Linked DNA regions of Mus musculus: all the other regions are linked to region 3. Evidence: chromatin loops called from intact Hi-C (ENCODE). Cell type or tissue: left cerebral cortex. All regions are shown on one strand.

The links. A loop is a pair of places that touch in the nucleus more often than their neighbours do. Peaks named below come from ENCODE experiments on the same cell type or tissue, not always from the same donor. Only the 100,000 strongest peaks of a DNase experiment are listed, where the experiment ranks them.
Region 1: it touches region 3 in a loop (4-fold over the local background); 2 of 42 quality-filtered maps call a loop at or near these places.
Region 2: a loop joins it to region 3, with 3 times the contacts of the local background. A loop is called at or near these places in 10 of 42 quality-filtered maps.

The regions. Positions count from the first base shown.
Region 1 is chr11:73,012,753-73,017,752 of GRCm38, reverse strand. It overlaps P2rx1 (purinergic receptor P2X, ligand-gated ion channel, 1), which reads right to left. Exons shown (of 12, transcript NM_008771.3): 9 at 4,755-4,845; 10 at 4,297-4,362; 11 at 3,832-3,933; 12 at 2,556-3,692. The coding sequence ends at 3,627. It overlaps 4732414G09Rik (RIKEN cDNA 4732414G09 gene), which reads left to right. Exons shown (of 3, transcript NR_152202.1): 2 at 1,240-1,305; 3 at 1,704-1,897. It also overlaps a transcript of Camkk1 not described here. Among named protein-coding and RNA genes, the nearest start is that of 4732414G09Rik, 3.6 kb to the left of the region's middle. In left cerebral cortex, no CTCF peak of the experiment used is centred here; DNase peaks (open chromatin) are centred at 1,753, 2,519 and 2,797; H3K27ac peaks cover 2,233 bases.
Region 2 is chr11:72,687,495-72,692,494 of GRCm38, reverse strand. It overlaps Ankfy1 (ankyrin repeat and FYVE domain containing 1), which reads right to left and starts at 2,493. Exons shown (of 25, transcript NM_009671.5): 1 at 2,461-2,493. The coding sequence starts at 2,470. In left cerebral cortex, no CTCF peak of the experiment used is centred here; DNase peaks (open chromatin) are centred at 2,289 and 2,512; H3K4me3 peaks cover 2,014 bases; H3K27ac peaks cover 998 bases.
Region 3 is chr11:72,604,926-72,609,925 of GRCm38, reverse strand. It overlaps Ube2g1 (ubiquitin-conjugating enzyme E2G 1), which reads right to left and starts at 2,665. Exons shown (of 6, transcript NM_025985.4): 1 at 2,291-2,665. The coding sequence starts at 2,336. It overlaps Gm51906 (a long non-coding RNA gene), which reads left to right and starts at 2,763. Exons shown (of 4, transcript XR_003949712.1): 1 at 2,763-2,985. In left cerebral cortex, a CTCF peak has its summit at 2,689; DNase peaks (open chromatin) are centred at 1,422, 2,174 and 2,749; H3K4me3 peaks cover 2,671 bases; H3K27ac peaks cover 2,113 bases.

The sequences.
Region 1 (5,000 bases), 410 kb before region 3:
AACTCTTGAGAGCAAGGGTCGAGATGAATTCGCCCAGCACAGCCTGACCTCCTGATGCATGCCCAGCATGTATTTGTTGAAATGAATAATTGGGTCCAGTAACTGGAGGATTGGATCTATAGGGCTGGAGTTCAGGAAAGAGCTGGGCTACAGAGACTCCTCCCCCCACCCCCAGTTTTGAAGATTGAATCCAGGGCTTCTTGCATTCTAAGCAAGGATGCTACTACTGAGCTATACCCCAATATTGAAGAGATGGTTTTGAGAGTCCTTGAGGATCCAGTCATAATTCTAATGGAAAGGCTCAAACAGATCAACTGAAGCAAGGCTGAGAGGATCAGATTAAGATCTAGGCAACAACAACAACAAATCTTACATATATATAAATCTTGAAAAACAGTTCTGGGCTGGTATGATGGCTCTGCTCCACAAAAGCCTTTGAGATGTGGCTCTCTCCACTCCCTGCACCAGGAAGCCCTGGAGATGGCCTTTGACCTCGTGATTCTGAATAGGGGCTGGAACTCCAGTTATCACGTATGCATTCCAGGTTTTGGAATGGAGAAAAATAATGAAGGGTCGATGCTAACTCTTTATTTTATGTGGGTGACTGTTTTGCCTACATGTATGCCTATATGTGCATCTGTGTGTGCTTACGGAGAGTTGTGAGCCACTGTGTGGGTGCTGGGAACTGAATCTGGCTCCCCTGTAAGAACAGCATGTGCTCTCAACCACTGAGCCATCTCTCTACCCCAACAGTAGCTCTTTTAAAGACAGCGCCACGGAACATTCCCTGTGCATCCCACTAACGTGAATTTTGTCACATAACCAGACCAGGTAGCAAGAGCAAGAACATGAAAAGGGGCCGGGCAGTGGTGGTGGATCCCTTTAATCCCAACACTCAGAGGCAGACGCAGGTAGATCTCCAAGTTCAAGGCCAGCCTGGACTATAGAGCGAGTTCCAGAACAGCCAAGGCTACACAGAGAAACGTATCTCGAAACAAAGCAAAGCAAAACAAAACAAAAAAAGGAAAGAAAGGGGAAAAAACCTACCACCACCACCAACAACAAATGCAACCTCCATCATAGGCAGCCAAAAGCCCAACCAAGGAGCAAGGATTATAGCACCAAGAAACCAAGAAGACCCTGTGTGTGTGTGTGTGTGTGTGTGTGTGTGAGTTCCAGAGACAATGTATATCAGGCACTGCCTTGGGCACTTCACATGTATTACCTCAACCCTAGCAGAGGTTGCCACCAGTACCCAGACACACCGAGGAGCCTTGGAGAGAAGCCACTTACCAAAGACACAGGGTGAGCCATATGAGAGCTGTAAGAGGCCTTCTTCCCCTACACTCCATGCCTGCCGGGAAACCAGGAGAGGCTGCACTGGGGTACCACTAGAACGAATCTTTGAAAAACGGTTAAATGCTGGGAGCCAAACAAGATGCAGGACCAAGTGTCCCCGTGGCTTTTACATCAAGGACTCTGCTGGTGACCTTGGCAAGGGCATCTGGAAGGGATGGGGGGTGGAGGCCAGTTACTGAGAAGGGCAAACTGGTCTTTCTGGAAGGGTGGCAACGAGGAGGGAGTAGGCTGCTCTACAGGGCAACATGAGCCAGAGAAGGAGGCAAGAGAGGAAGACGTGCAGAGCACAGGCTAAGAGAGAGGAGGCCGCCTTGGCCTGAGGTACTATTTTTCCTTCCACGCAGGAGGAAAGGAACAGTAGGCACAGACTGTGGAGACTACAAAAGAGGAGGATGGAAGGTTCTTGGCTGGGGAAGCTGGCAGAAGGCCAAGGTCTGAGAGAACAACTGGTCCATGCTGTCCACTCTGCTAGCCGCCACTACATGTAAAATAGCTACATACAGCTATTCTAGTGAATTAAAAGTAAATCAGAACTGGGTATAGTGCCGAGTATCTGTGATCTTAGCATTTGAGAGGCTGAGGCAAGAGGATCATGTGTTTAAAATCATGCCACATAATCATGCCACATAACAAGGCATTGTTTTGTTTTGTTTTGTTGAAACAAAACTAAAAAGTGAAATGACTCCAGGCCCTCACTGGCTACCCTTGGCAAGTGGCCACCATATTGGACAGTACAGATCCATCACTATGAGTAGTTGTGCTGGACAGACTGGTCTAGACAGAGCAGGGGTGGAGGTACTTAGCAGCCCTGGTTGGAGGTGAGCCCAGGCTGGAGGGTGTGCCTATGTGGCCTTCTCTACTCTCCAGCTGCAAGCCTCATGTCCGTGGAAGTGTCCCCAGATCCCTGGGACAACAAGCCCCTCCCTCAACCATGCTCCCTCAAGGCTGCTTCTGGTGTGCTCAACTGCCCCACAGCCAGAAGAACTTGTTCCTTGCTATTGGGAAGAGCACCGGTGCCCTGTCCTGTGCAGAGACAGAGCTCAGGGACTGCTGTAGGCTCACTGGCTCATCTTGGCCCAGGCACCCCTCACCAGCCTTCTCACAGGGATCTCAGCTGTTCAGCGCAGCTGTGCATCTCACAGGCAAGCACACTGAACTTCAGACAGGCTTGAAAGGAAAGCAAAAAACAGCCATTTGTCCTCATTCTTTTTATTGTGTCTCACCCCTTGCCTCCTCAGCCCTCATGTTCCAGCCAAGCTGGGCAGGCCGTGGAAGCTGGGACTGGGCCACAGGCAAGGAGCCAAGATTCATCAGGGTTACTTCTCCACCTGAGGTAGCTGAGTAAGGTTCAGTGGCTAGAAGGGCTGGTCTGGTATGACTCCCTCAGGAAGGAGAGCATCGCCCCATGGGGGTGATACTGTATGGAGACCGTGTGTCCCTGCCTGGGAGTGTAGGTGTGTTCAGATGGCTGTGCCTGCAGCACCCAAGCTGTTCCAACCCACAGAGGGGGTGGAGGGTTGTATGTGTAGAGGGGGTGTGCACATGGGGGTTTGTGATCCCTGTGTGGCACGAGAACAACACTACACACTTGCTGTGGGTGTTTGAGACCCTGCTCAGTGCCTGCACCTGCCAGTTGGGGCTGACCCAAGGCTGATTGGGAGCTTAAGAGTCAGAAAGCTCTAGGATAGCAATTCTTAAGCCTCAGCTACAAAGTGCCCTGTGTTTCTATTTTAGGAGGAGGTGGGGTGCGTATCAGGCACCCGCACTGTTGATGAGCCTCCCAGGGAATTCCTTTGGAACTTCCTACAATGAAAACATCTGTTGCTATCCAGTATGGCAGTCACAGGCCAAAAGTGTCCCCATAACTAGTTCAACCCAGCCATCTTTTTTTATTATATTTTAATTAATTTAAGTTCAAACTGACACATCTGGCTAGTGGCTACCATGTGGAAGAGCCCAAAGCCAGGCAGGTGAGGCTGTGGGGTAGACAGTGGCAGCCTGAGCCATAAGCACGAAGCTAGGGTACTGGTGTGTGAGGAACCCAGCCAGAGGGACCCAGAATAGTGAAAAATTGAGGGGCCATCCCTCAGGAAGGGAAGTGTGGATCTGGACCCAGAGCTCTGGATTCCAATGTCTTGGCTGAACCAGAGGGCAACTGGTATCTGCCTTGCAGGAAAGCCTCTGGCAATGACCTCTGCCCTGGCTCAAAGCCACCAGCCCTTGCTGGAAGCCACACACTGAGTCAAGTCCGGAGCTCAAGATTAAGGTCAGGAGGTCCTCATGTTCTCCTGCAGGCCCAGAGTGGAGCTGGTGGCCGCGGGGTCACGTTCACCCTGTGTATGCAATGTGGGAACGCAAGTCAGGCCCCAGAAGCACTGCCCTGCAGCACCAAGCCCTGCAGGACAGCACCTGCCAACAGGCAGACAAGCTTGAGGTCTTTGAAGGGAGCTCAAGAAGATGAAGCTCACCTACCTCCCCAGGCCCCATGTCCTCCGCATACTTGAACTTCTTCTGCTTGTAGTAGTGCCTCTTAGGCAGGATGTGGAGCAATAAGAGATCACAGAGAACTGTGGCCTGAGGACAAGGAGGGGCAGGGACGGAGAATGGGAATCTGGGGCAGATACAGATCTTCCATGTCCTACAGTGGTCCCCACTGACTGTGGTCCTGGCTAAATCCTGCCACTCTGGACCCTAGTTTCCTGAAGACAGGCTAAGGTGCTGCAAGCCCCTCCTGGGACCCAGTCAGCCCATCCTACCTCTCTCCTGCCTTAACGCTGAGCCTCAGTTTCCCCAGGTACACCGTTTCTCTAGGGTTGGGAAAGCAGCTGCTGTTTCATTCATGAAAGGTAGCTATGGTCACATTTTGGGGTTCTGCTACTGTGTGTAGAAGAGTAGCAGCCAAACTCCAGACAGCAAACATGTATCCCCAGTACTTACCACTCCAAAGATGCCAATCCCAGAGCCGATGGTAGTCATAGTAGGGATGATGTCAAACTTCCCAGCCTGGTTGGGCAGGGCCCAGGGGGAAAGCCAGGTCAACAGAAGGGGCCCAGCTAGGGAAAGTCAAACCTGCCTCCTACAATTCCACACTATTCCTGCTACCAGTGATCCAGGGCTGTGGCTCTCCTGAGAGCCAGCTCCAGGTCAGTAAACCTGAGCTTTGACTCTAACCTTGTTCCCCTCGACCCAAGGAGATGGTAGGAGAGCCATGGCAGTGGCTCAAAGCCTGGCCAGGGTCATCACCTATACCCATGGTCATTAAAAGCAGATCTCTGAATATACCCATCCCATCATATCATCCATAACAATATCATATCATTTCATATCATCCATAACAACAGACATCCAAAGCAGGAAGGTGCCTTGGCAGCCATCCCTTCACATAGGACACTTACCTTGCCATCCACAAGGATATCAAAGCGAATCCCAAACACCTTGAAGAGGTGACGACGGTTTGTCCCATTCTGCACAAAGTGCCTGGCAAATCTGGGGGCGACGGACAGGTAGCGGGAGAAGGTGACAAAGCACATTGTGTGCCTGAGCATTAGGAAGGGACCCTCCAGCATTGCTCAAGGAGAATGGTGAGCCTCCATCCAGAAGAGTTGAATTCAGCCCTTTCTTGACTCCCACCAAACAGAATT
Region 2 (5,000 bases), 83 kb before region 3:
AGTGGAGCATGAAGAAAACACAGATTAGGTTGTACAAAATAGTGTACAAAATGGAAAGAGAAATCCCTTTTAGAGGCTGGGATGGTAGCACACCCCTTTTGTTAAATCCCAAATTCGGGAGACGTCGGAAGGCAGTGTCTCTGTGACTTCCAAACCAGTCCCATTTACCCAGCAAGTTCCAGGTCCACTAGGGCTAAAAGCTAGACTGTGTGTCAAAAAAAATTTAAAAGGAAGGAAAACAGTCTTTTAGAGTAGACTTAAGTGCCTGTATTCAGTCATGTGAGCAGGCATAGGAAAAAGGAAGCTTCCTATCCAAGGCAGACAACTTCCGGAATGCATGGTGTCTCAGGTCCTGCTTGCCATTCCTCAGCACTAATTCCCAAACCTGAACCAAACAGCCAATTACCAGGAACGTTTCCAGAGTATGCTGACAAATAATCTTCAAATTTAATTCCACAAAAATTTGCTATTTTTGTTTATGACTATCTCTGAACAGCAGCTGGCTCTGACAAGCAGCAGCAGAACCAAACCAAACAAAAACACATGCCAACATAAGAAACAAAATATCTTTAGTAATTTTGTTTTTCTTGCCATTCCTCAAATTTTCCTAGTTGAGTTCTGCAACATCATTTTCAACAGTCTTCACTGGGACTTAGGAATCTGGAGTGTAGCTAGGGTAGACTGAGGTCAGAGACTATCATCTCCCGATCACCTCATCCCTCCATCCGATTAATCCTGGAAAAATGTTTGGTTTGTCCTTAAGGTGTATTGTCCTCTGGCTAGATAGATGTTTCTAATCACCTCAAGGCAACCAAAAGTAAACACGCAGTGTACTAACCTTGGCCTGTATGAATTCCCCACAACTGGAACCTGAGCACAAACACAATTAAGTTCTCAATACAACTACGGACTGAGAAACTCCCTCCTCCACGACCTGAAACTTGGTCATGCATTTCCCCAACACGCAGATTCCTTCTTAAAGGCTCTACACTGCTCACGATCTCACATCGTGCCTTCCTGAACCTTCCTCCCAAACCTCGCTGCTGAGCAACAGGTACACAACATTCCGTGGTGTGCAAAATCATCTAGTTCATTTTTTGAACAGGGTTTCATGCACTCCAGGTAGGCTGTGAATGACCCTAAATTCCAGATCCTTCCAAGTGCTGAATGAAGGAACTACAAGCAGGCAGGCATACATCACCACACCCAGCACTTTCAGTCACTTCGCTTTCTCCTCCTCTGTTGGACAATGTTCACCACCTCCAAGGTGTTTAACAGATAGAAAAAGTAAAAATGAAAACAGAATCCAGTCCCAGCCATGAATCTGGCCTCAGTTCACTTAACTATAAAGGGCAAATAACACACCTGGCAGGCCTACTTCGTGTCACTCTTAAACCTAATTCAAATCTGAGAAGACTACACAAACTGTCACACTACCCAAATCTCAGATCAAGAAATGATGAGTTTAATCAACACTTACCAAAAAATACAAACAAAAGACAAAAACAAAATAGGCCAGGTCTAGATCAAGTAAATCTTCAGCCACTCAACAAAGTCCAACAAGAAGTATTTTTCTCCAACAATGGGGTACACAGGAGAAGCACACCGGCCAGGTCTAATATTGTCTGATCACTACTAGGTAACTCACTATCTCAGGGCTTTCACCCCAACTCATACAGTAAAGCTATGGCAAGCAAAGATCCTAACATTATTCCTTAAGGGAGGCTGCACCTGAGAAACCGGATGCCTTTACCTGCAATGTCGTAAAGTACTAAAAAAGAGACGAAGGACTAAAGCAGGAGGTAAAGGAACCGAAGCCTGGCTTTAGCACACCTCTTTCAAGCAGTGTGACCTTGGTCAACTTCCTTACTGAGGAAACATCTCCTTTTGCCCCTTTGTAAACCTCAGAGAATCTGAGCGTGCCCACATTTGCTAGGGCTGCCAAAAAGCTTAAAGACTATTACAGCGCACGCCCAAGAAGCCCGTCGTCCAGCTGCAGTCCCGGCTCTTCCAAGGAAGAGTCCCAAGCTCTTCCGCAGGCAAGAGATGCACCCTTCCGGATGCAGGACCTGCCATGACAGCAGTTTCGATTTCCTAAGGAGAGGGGCACTTCCCTCCCCGTTCCAGCATGGCTGGCACAAGAAGCTCCTCTACAGCTTTCTCGAGTCCCGCGGGTGCATTCGCTCCCAGGACCCGACCCCTTTCTCGTTCTGAGACTACCGGGATCGGGGTTGGGGGCGGGGGGTGACGAGTGAAGACAGACTGCAGGAGGGGCGTTGCCATAGGAACGGCGCTGAGAACCCCGGCCCGGGGAGCCCCGAAACGCTACATAGGAAGGCTCGCGAGACACGTGATGCACCGTACGACCACAGCCGGACAACCCTTCCAGGGGCTTCTGTGCCCGGCCAGTGGTACCCCTATTGCTTCGCGTCTTCCCGTGCCACCCCACAAAAAACCTACCTTCCGCCATGTCGGGCCCGGCCCTGCCTACAGCCTCGCGATAAATGCCGGCGCAAGGGAATCATCAAGTCTCGCGAGAATGGATGGAGGCGTGGCAAAGGGAGGAGCCAGAGCAGACAAGGGGTGAATGAAAGTGGAGCGGGAAGTTGCTCTAGGCGGGAGGTCCGAGTCCCACTTCGTTTTGGAAGGTTTGACAAGCGCGGACTGGGCTATCTCGTACTCCAGGCGATCGTCAGGGTAGAGCAAACATGGACTATTCTGAGGCAGGGACTGCGGATCTTTAAGTTACTTTGTAACCACGTGGGACGCTGTCCTAATACTTAAATGATAGCATTTCTCCAGGGCTTTGGGAATTTTTATGGCTAAAACCAGACAACTTGGGTTATCAAACAGGCAAACACACTGGTTACAAATATAGGGGTCGCAAAAACTGCAAATCTCTATACAATTTTATGTAAGCAAAATTGTGAGATCCCTGAGGTCAAAGTGGCAAAGCCAAATAACACTAGGAGCTAATAACGGTTGACAAGGCCATGGAGAAGGAATTCAGATTGTAAACCAGGAGCTTAAACCTTTTGTGAATGTGAGAATGATTAGATGATTTTTATAATAGCAAAATAGAGGGCTGACAATCCTAGATAGTATGCCTTTTTTGGCTGTGGAGTAGGTAGAGTGGGGAATTGAGACAGGGTTTCTCTACATAATCCTGGCTGTTCTGGAACTTACTATGTAGACCAGGCTGGCCTGACACTGATAAGAGACCCTAGTGCCTCTGCCTGGAGTGCTGCGATTAAAGGCAAGTGCCACCACACTTGACATAAATACTTTTTCTTGGCCCGGGTAACGAATATGTACTTAGCACACCTGAAGCCTCCAGGTCAACAAAGGAGAATAGAAATAATGCATCAACAGTTAAGTAGTGACTTAGAGAACAGTTAAGATTTTAGGAAGATCTGCCACAGTTAAAGAAAGCATTAGAGGGCAATGAAATGGAATAATGAAGGGATTGAGTTCAGATTATAAAAATGTAAGGGCAATGGTTAAAATTTTGAAAAGGGGACGACCCTGGCTGAAAAACACTTAGAAAATGGAAGAGAAGGACACTTAAATACATTAAGGATAATTATGTACTAAAAACTGATGTTCCGATTGTAGCAGACTACAGTAGTGAAGGAAATAACAGGGCAGTGTTAAAGTAGTGGCCCTGGATAAGCGACATGTGATTAAAGAAACAATATTTGTTAGTTTCAATAGAAGTGCCTGAGCTCAAAGCTTCACTGCCTTGCTGAGGATGGTTCATAGGTGTGTCAAATGAGTTTTTGAGATCTTCAGGTGGCTAGATAAACCAGCTTTGAGCATAAACAGACTCTTCTATCCCCTAAAAATACTCAAGCTCCTAACATTAAAACAACTTAACTGGTTGGAAAGTGCTGTCATATCTGACATCTGTTTGCAGCATGTTTTCTCTTTGCCTTGCTTTGCAAGCCCAGCAAACTTAATCTGAGCCAGGTTTTTTGTTTGTTTTTGTTTTCACTTTTTTGGACAAGTCTCATGGAGTACAGACTGGTCTAGAATTACTGGTCCTCCTGCTTTTCCAAATGCTAGGGTCAGAGGTATCCATGGATGGAGGCGTGGCAAAGGGAGGAGCCAGAGCAGACAAGGGGTGAATGAAAGTGGAGCGGGAAGTTGCTCTAGGCGGGAGATCCGAGTCCCACTTCGTTTTGGAAGGTTTGACAAGGCTCCAACTTGTTTCTAGTTGAGATACTCTTGCCCTGGATTATCCTAAAAATTTGGCCAGATCCTTTATGATGCACAGATACCAAAATCTACTATCAAGAAACTTGCTTAATAAAAACATGGTTTCTAGTATTGTGAAGAATGAGATTTTGTGAGCATTCAAGTACTGTATTTCTTTTATAGGTTATGTGTGAAAGTGTAGCATGTTTGTGGAGGCCAGAGGTCAAGGTACCTTGCTCATTTGTAGTTCACTCATTTTTCTGAGAGCGTCTGTAGCCTCAGCTGTCCTGGAATTCCTGCTGTGGACCAGGCTGGCCTCAAACACAAGAGATTCACTCGCCTCTGCCTCTGGAGTGCTAGGATTAAAGGTGGTACACCCCAACACACCCAGCTCACTGTATTTTTTTGATAGTTTTTCACTAAAACTGGAGCTCAAATATATGGATTGACAGACCAAGAAATGCCTTCTGAATCTGCCTCTCCAGCACTGGAATTTAGATAAGCATTGCTGCGCTGGATGGAGATCTGAACTCAGGTCCTCATGCTTACATGGTAAAAACTTTACCAAGCGGAGCCATCTCCCCAGCCCTTCGTGTGTTTGTGGTGCTAGCTGGGGCTTTAAATACTTGGCAAGCCCTTTGACACTGGGATAACACCCTCACTCAGCCTCTCGATTAGATTCTGCTGCAGGAAGTCATTCTTCTTGTCTAGAACTTTCTGTGCATGTGTCTGGCTATTGAAAGCTGTTTAATTTACTTCCCTTATGTGAACAGGATTCAAGTCTGTGATCGTGTCACTAATGG
Region 3 (5,000 bases):
ACTCTAGCACTGAGGACACTTTATCAGATTATGTTACCTAGTCAGCTCAATTTAGTATTTTTAAGGCATTTATACAAGTTCATTCATTTCAAGATTATATTTTACCATTTACTATTTTCAAGTGATAAGAAAACTCATTTAAAAATGCTAAAGTAAAAAAGAAAAAGCCTTTATTTTTAGGTGCTCATCCAGTCTTCTCAAATAAATTTAATATTTTCACATTTCAACCAACAAACTTTGTTCCATACATTTTGAGAAAGTTAAGTATCCCTAAAATATGATTTAAACTATTATTTATTATTTCTGTGGAAAATAAAATAAATAAACCTAGTATGGTGGTACAGGATTCAAATTCCAGCTCAAAGAACAAGAAGGTGGGGGGCAGGCACTTGGAAGGCAGAAGACAGATCTGTGTTAAGTTCAAGGCCAACCTGATCTACATGGAGTTCCAAAACAATCAGGGTTATATAAGAGAAAACCTGTGAGAGAGAGAGACAGACAGACAGACACAGAGAGACAGGCAGAGAGAGGCAGGCAGGCATATTTCTGTGAGTTCCAGACAGTGAAGGACTCCTTAGAAAAACTGTCTAACCTCAGCACCCCCCCAAAAAAAAGATGCTCACAAATGGGTCTTATTTTAACATAGTGGTATTGTTAAACTGTAAAATCTTTTGCACCTTTAAAAATGTATGTCATTTCCACTATGTAAGGTTATCCTTTTAATATTCAGTGTTTACCGTCTATTTAATAATTTGCCACATAATAAAAATTAATGCAGATAGTTGATTTTATTGTTAGTTTTTGTTTTTGTTTTCTGAGACAGAGTTTCTCTACATAGCCCTTGATGTCCCAGAATCCACTACAGTAGACCAGGCAGGTTTCGATAAAGAATTCCTACTAAGTCAAAAATTTTAATTCCTTCATCCAAAACAAAAGGCGAAAAAGACCTCAGAAAAAGAATGTTTTTAAATAAGATGCAATAAATTGTTTAACTTCTTTCGAAAATATTTCTGATGGGGATTCTAACTTTTCCATCCACTTCAAATTGCTGTCCCACCTAGAATTTTAATACTTGTCCAAACCTGTTAGCTCATGGTCTAATAATAAACCTAATTATACAATCTGTAACAGCCCCTGTCGACCTTTTCCTTAAGAAGTCATAAAGGTGATTTAGCTGACACCTCAAACTCATAGAAATCTATTTCATTTATCAACATTCCGGCTTTCAGAAAGTTTAAAAGGGGGGTGGGGGGAGAGGACTGGCTACAGGTTGAGGAGGGGTGAAGTCGCCTGAACCAAGCCAGGCACACGCTTGGCGTAGGACAGCAGGGCTAACTACCGGTTCATTTCTCTTTAAATCTGGCAGCACGTGGGGCGGCATTGTGAAGGCACCAACCCGCCTCCTCCCTCCCCCCCTTCCACTCCGCACACGTACGCCTCCAGCGCGCATGCTCCGCTCACACAGTCCTAGCAGAGTAGGAGCCAACCCCCTAAAAAGTCAACCTGGAAGCCGCAAACGGCCAGAGGCCGGGACAATGGGGGAGGGGGACAGAGACTCCACGGGGGAGGCACTGAGCCGCCGCCCCTGGCCAGAGCCTAAGGCGGGCCGCAGCCCGGTGGCCGCGAGCCTGCGCGAAGGAGCCCGAGCCGTGCCCACGGAGCACAAAGCCCGGGCCGGCCAGCGAGCCGCTCTCCCCAGCGCCCGCGCCCACCCTCCCCCAGACGGGCGGCGCAGCCCGAGCTCGTGCCAGGCGGAGGCAGGCGAAGCGGAGTCGCGCTCCCCGCCGAGCCCCCCGGTGCCCCGCGTCAGCACCCGGGCCAGCCCCGCCGTCGCTTTTGTTGTCTGCCCTAACTCCGCGAACCCCGCGCTGCCGGGCCAGAAGTTTGGCGCGCCTCCCCTCTCCGGCCCCCGACACGGCTCGGACTCACAGCCGCGCGGGGACCCCGCAAGCTCCCGGGGTCCCCGAGGTTCCGCGGCCTCCGCCGCACCTGAGCCCGGGATCCGCCCCTCAGGGAGGGTCGGCCCGACCGGGACCCACGCCCCTCCCCCGCAACGCCCCAGTGCCGTGGGGGAGGGGGCAGCCGCCCAGGGCGTCCGGCCCGTCCGAGGGCGAGGCTGGGGAGCGTCCCCGCCCCCAACACCCTCCACAGCCGGGCCAGGAGTGTCGCCAGCTCGCCGCGACTCGCGGGCTCCCACCCTCGCGGCCCGCCACCACCCAGCCTCCGAGCGGGCGAGAGGAGGCGAGTGGCTCGGCAGTCCGCGATCGCGGCCCGGCGCCCCGCCGCTCACCTGCCAGCTGTCTTCGCAGTAGCAGCGCCGACTGCAGCTCCGTCATCCTCCCCACCGAGAGCCCGGGCCGCCACCGGGACTTCGACGGACTGGCGACAAGCTCTGCCGGTGCCTGGAGCTAGATGTGTGTTGAGGAACCCGGACCGGAGCGCCGAAGCCGCGGGGAGGCCGGTCTTGGGAGACCCGAGAAGCACCTCGCCGCCTATGCGAGTCCGCTCCGCTCGGCTTTCCTCGCTCAGCGCCTCACGCCCGGAAGGGGAGGGTACCCGGGCCGCCGCGGCGCGCACTGGGACTTCGCTCGCCCGCTTCCCTCCTCTGCCCGCCCGTCGGCCCCACCGGTGCCTTCCCCCGCCACTGCCTCACTGCGCGCAGGGCCGCTCCGCGCAAGCGCGCTGAGCCTGCCTCCTTCAGAAGCAGCACTCCTGCTAGCCCGACCCCTCGGCCCTGCTGCCCCGCCTCCGGCGGTGGAACCCCGCCCACCGCGCGCAGTGGGCTCAGCCCCGCCATCTTGGGAAGGTCCACGCCCGCCCAGCTGCGGAAGCGTCGGCTGGTAGACGCCCCGCGGACGCCATGACAAAGAGGTCGCGGAGGGTCAGGACGCTGCCTCCCGGTATAAGCAGGAGGTCTAAGCGTGATGGGACCAGAAGTGGTAGATGTTGGCGAGGACCCAGCAGCCATCCAACACTACATCGGAGGTGTGCGAATTAGTCATTGTTACAAAGCCGAATTTAGTACTGGTGTGCACCATTTTAAGCAGCCGCAAAATAGAGTGCATGGTGATAATTCATAAAGAATGCACAGAATGGTCCTTGAAATAAAAATGTTATGAGTCTCATAGCAGAAAACGTTTAAGTAAATAGTAAGACTGAGTAAAGTGCAGAGTTGTGATTAGCACAACCTGATAAATGGTTCGGATTCAGGTGGTATTCTCCTGTAATCTCAACACTTGAGGCTGAGGATTAGAAGACCCAGGTCCCCTTCGCTGCACAGTGATACCCAATCTCCGTCTGGGGATGAGGATCCATAATAGATCAGACTCCTCTAGAAAAGGCACCTACTATGTAAAGTCCAAGTGTGAAAGCCGAGATTAGGAAAAGTCAACCTTATCCAACCTCCTTGCCCATTTCCCAGTTGAGTGCTTTGTCAACACTGTAGCAATAAAGAAACAAAAAAGGGAAGGGGGAAAAGTAACATTGACACTCAATTTTGTTTCTTCTTTCTTTCTTTTAAAGATTTATTTACTTATGTATATGACTACACTGTTGTTCTCTTCAGACACACCAAGAGAGGTCATAGGATCCCATTACTGATGGTTGTGAGCCACCATGTTGCTGAGAATTGAACTCAGGACCTTTGGGAAATCAGCCAGTGTTCTTAACCGCTAAGCCATCTCTCCAGCCCCTTGCTTGTTCTTTCAATAAGTGTTTGTTCAATCCCTACTTCCCTGTACCTGGACTGTAGAAAACAAAAACTGTGCATAGGAAATCAGGTCCATTTCTACCCACAAAAGCATGAAGCTTCTGTGAACTCCAAGTAAAGTGAACAAGAGGAGCAGATTCCGTTAGGCATGTAATAAAAATTACTGGGCAAGCAGGCACAAGGCCCTGGCTTACCTCCCTAGCACTGTCCCACCAGACCAAAGAAACAAACATTGAGTGAATCTGCCATTTTGAAATACTGCCCACCTAGGGACTAATCCAGCTTTATGGTTGGGATAGGGGAGGGGTTGGTTTTTTGTAGTTGTTTTGCTTGTTTGTTTGTTTGTTTTGGTTGGTTGGTTTTGGTTTTTTGAGACAGAGTTTCTCTGTATAGCCCTAGCTGTCCTGGAACCCCTCTGCAGACCAGGTTGCAGGTTCGAACTCAAGAGATCTGCCTGCCTCTGTCTGGATTGGAACTAAAACCATGCCCCACCATATCCCTCTGTGGGTTTGTTTTTAAGGATTTTGTTTTAATGGGTATATATATGAGCCGGGGTGAATTTATGTGTACCATGTGTATGCCTGGTACCCAAAATCTGGAAGAGGACATCAGATGCTCTAGAATTGGACCTGCAGAGGGTCTTATGCTACTTACTACACGATTGCTGGAAACCATCCTATCCTATGTGTCCTCTGAAAGAAATTTTCTTTTTTTTTTTAAGATTTATTTATTTTTATTATATGTGAGTACACTGTAACTGTCTTCAGACACTCCAGAAGAGAGTGTCAGATCTCATTACAAATGGTTGTGAGCCACTATGTGGTTGCTGGGAATTGAACTCAGGACCTTTGGAAGAGCAGTCAGTGCTCTTAACCACTGAGCCATCTCTCCAGCCCCGAAAGAAATTTTCTTAATCCTTGGCCATTTCTCCAGCCCCTGTATTTTTGTTTTTAAATACATTCATTATGTAGCAATGAGCTTCACTAAGACATTTTTTGTATATGCACTTTGCTCGTGTTCACACAGATTCTTAATTACCTTCTTGTTCCACATCGCTTTCCCACTGGTTCCCTTCCTCTTCCAAAAAATCATTCCATTCTACTTTCAGCTCTTAATTTTATTGAAACTAAGATTCCACATGTGAGAAAGAAAACACTCATTTGTCTTTGAGTCTGACTTATTTCATTTAGCAAGATGCTGTCTAGGTCCATCCATTTTCTTTCAAGTAACTTTTTCTTTTCTAATGATTTATTTTTAAATTATGGATAAGTGAGTATCTTTGTGGATGTAT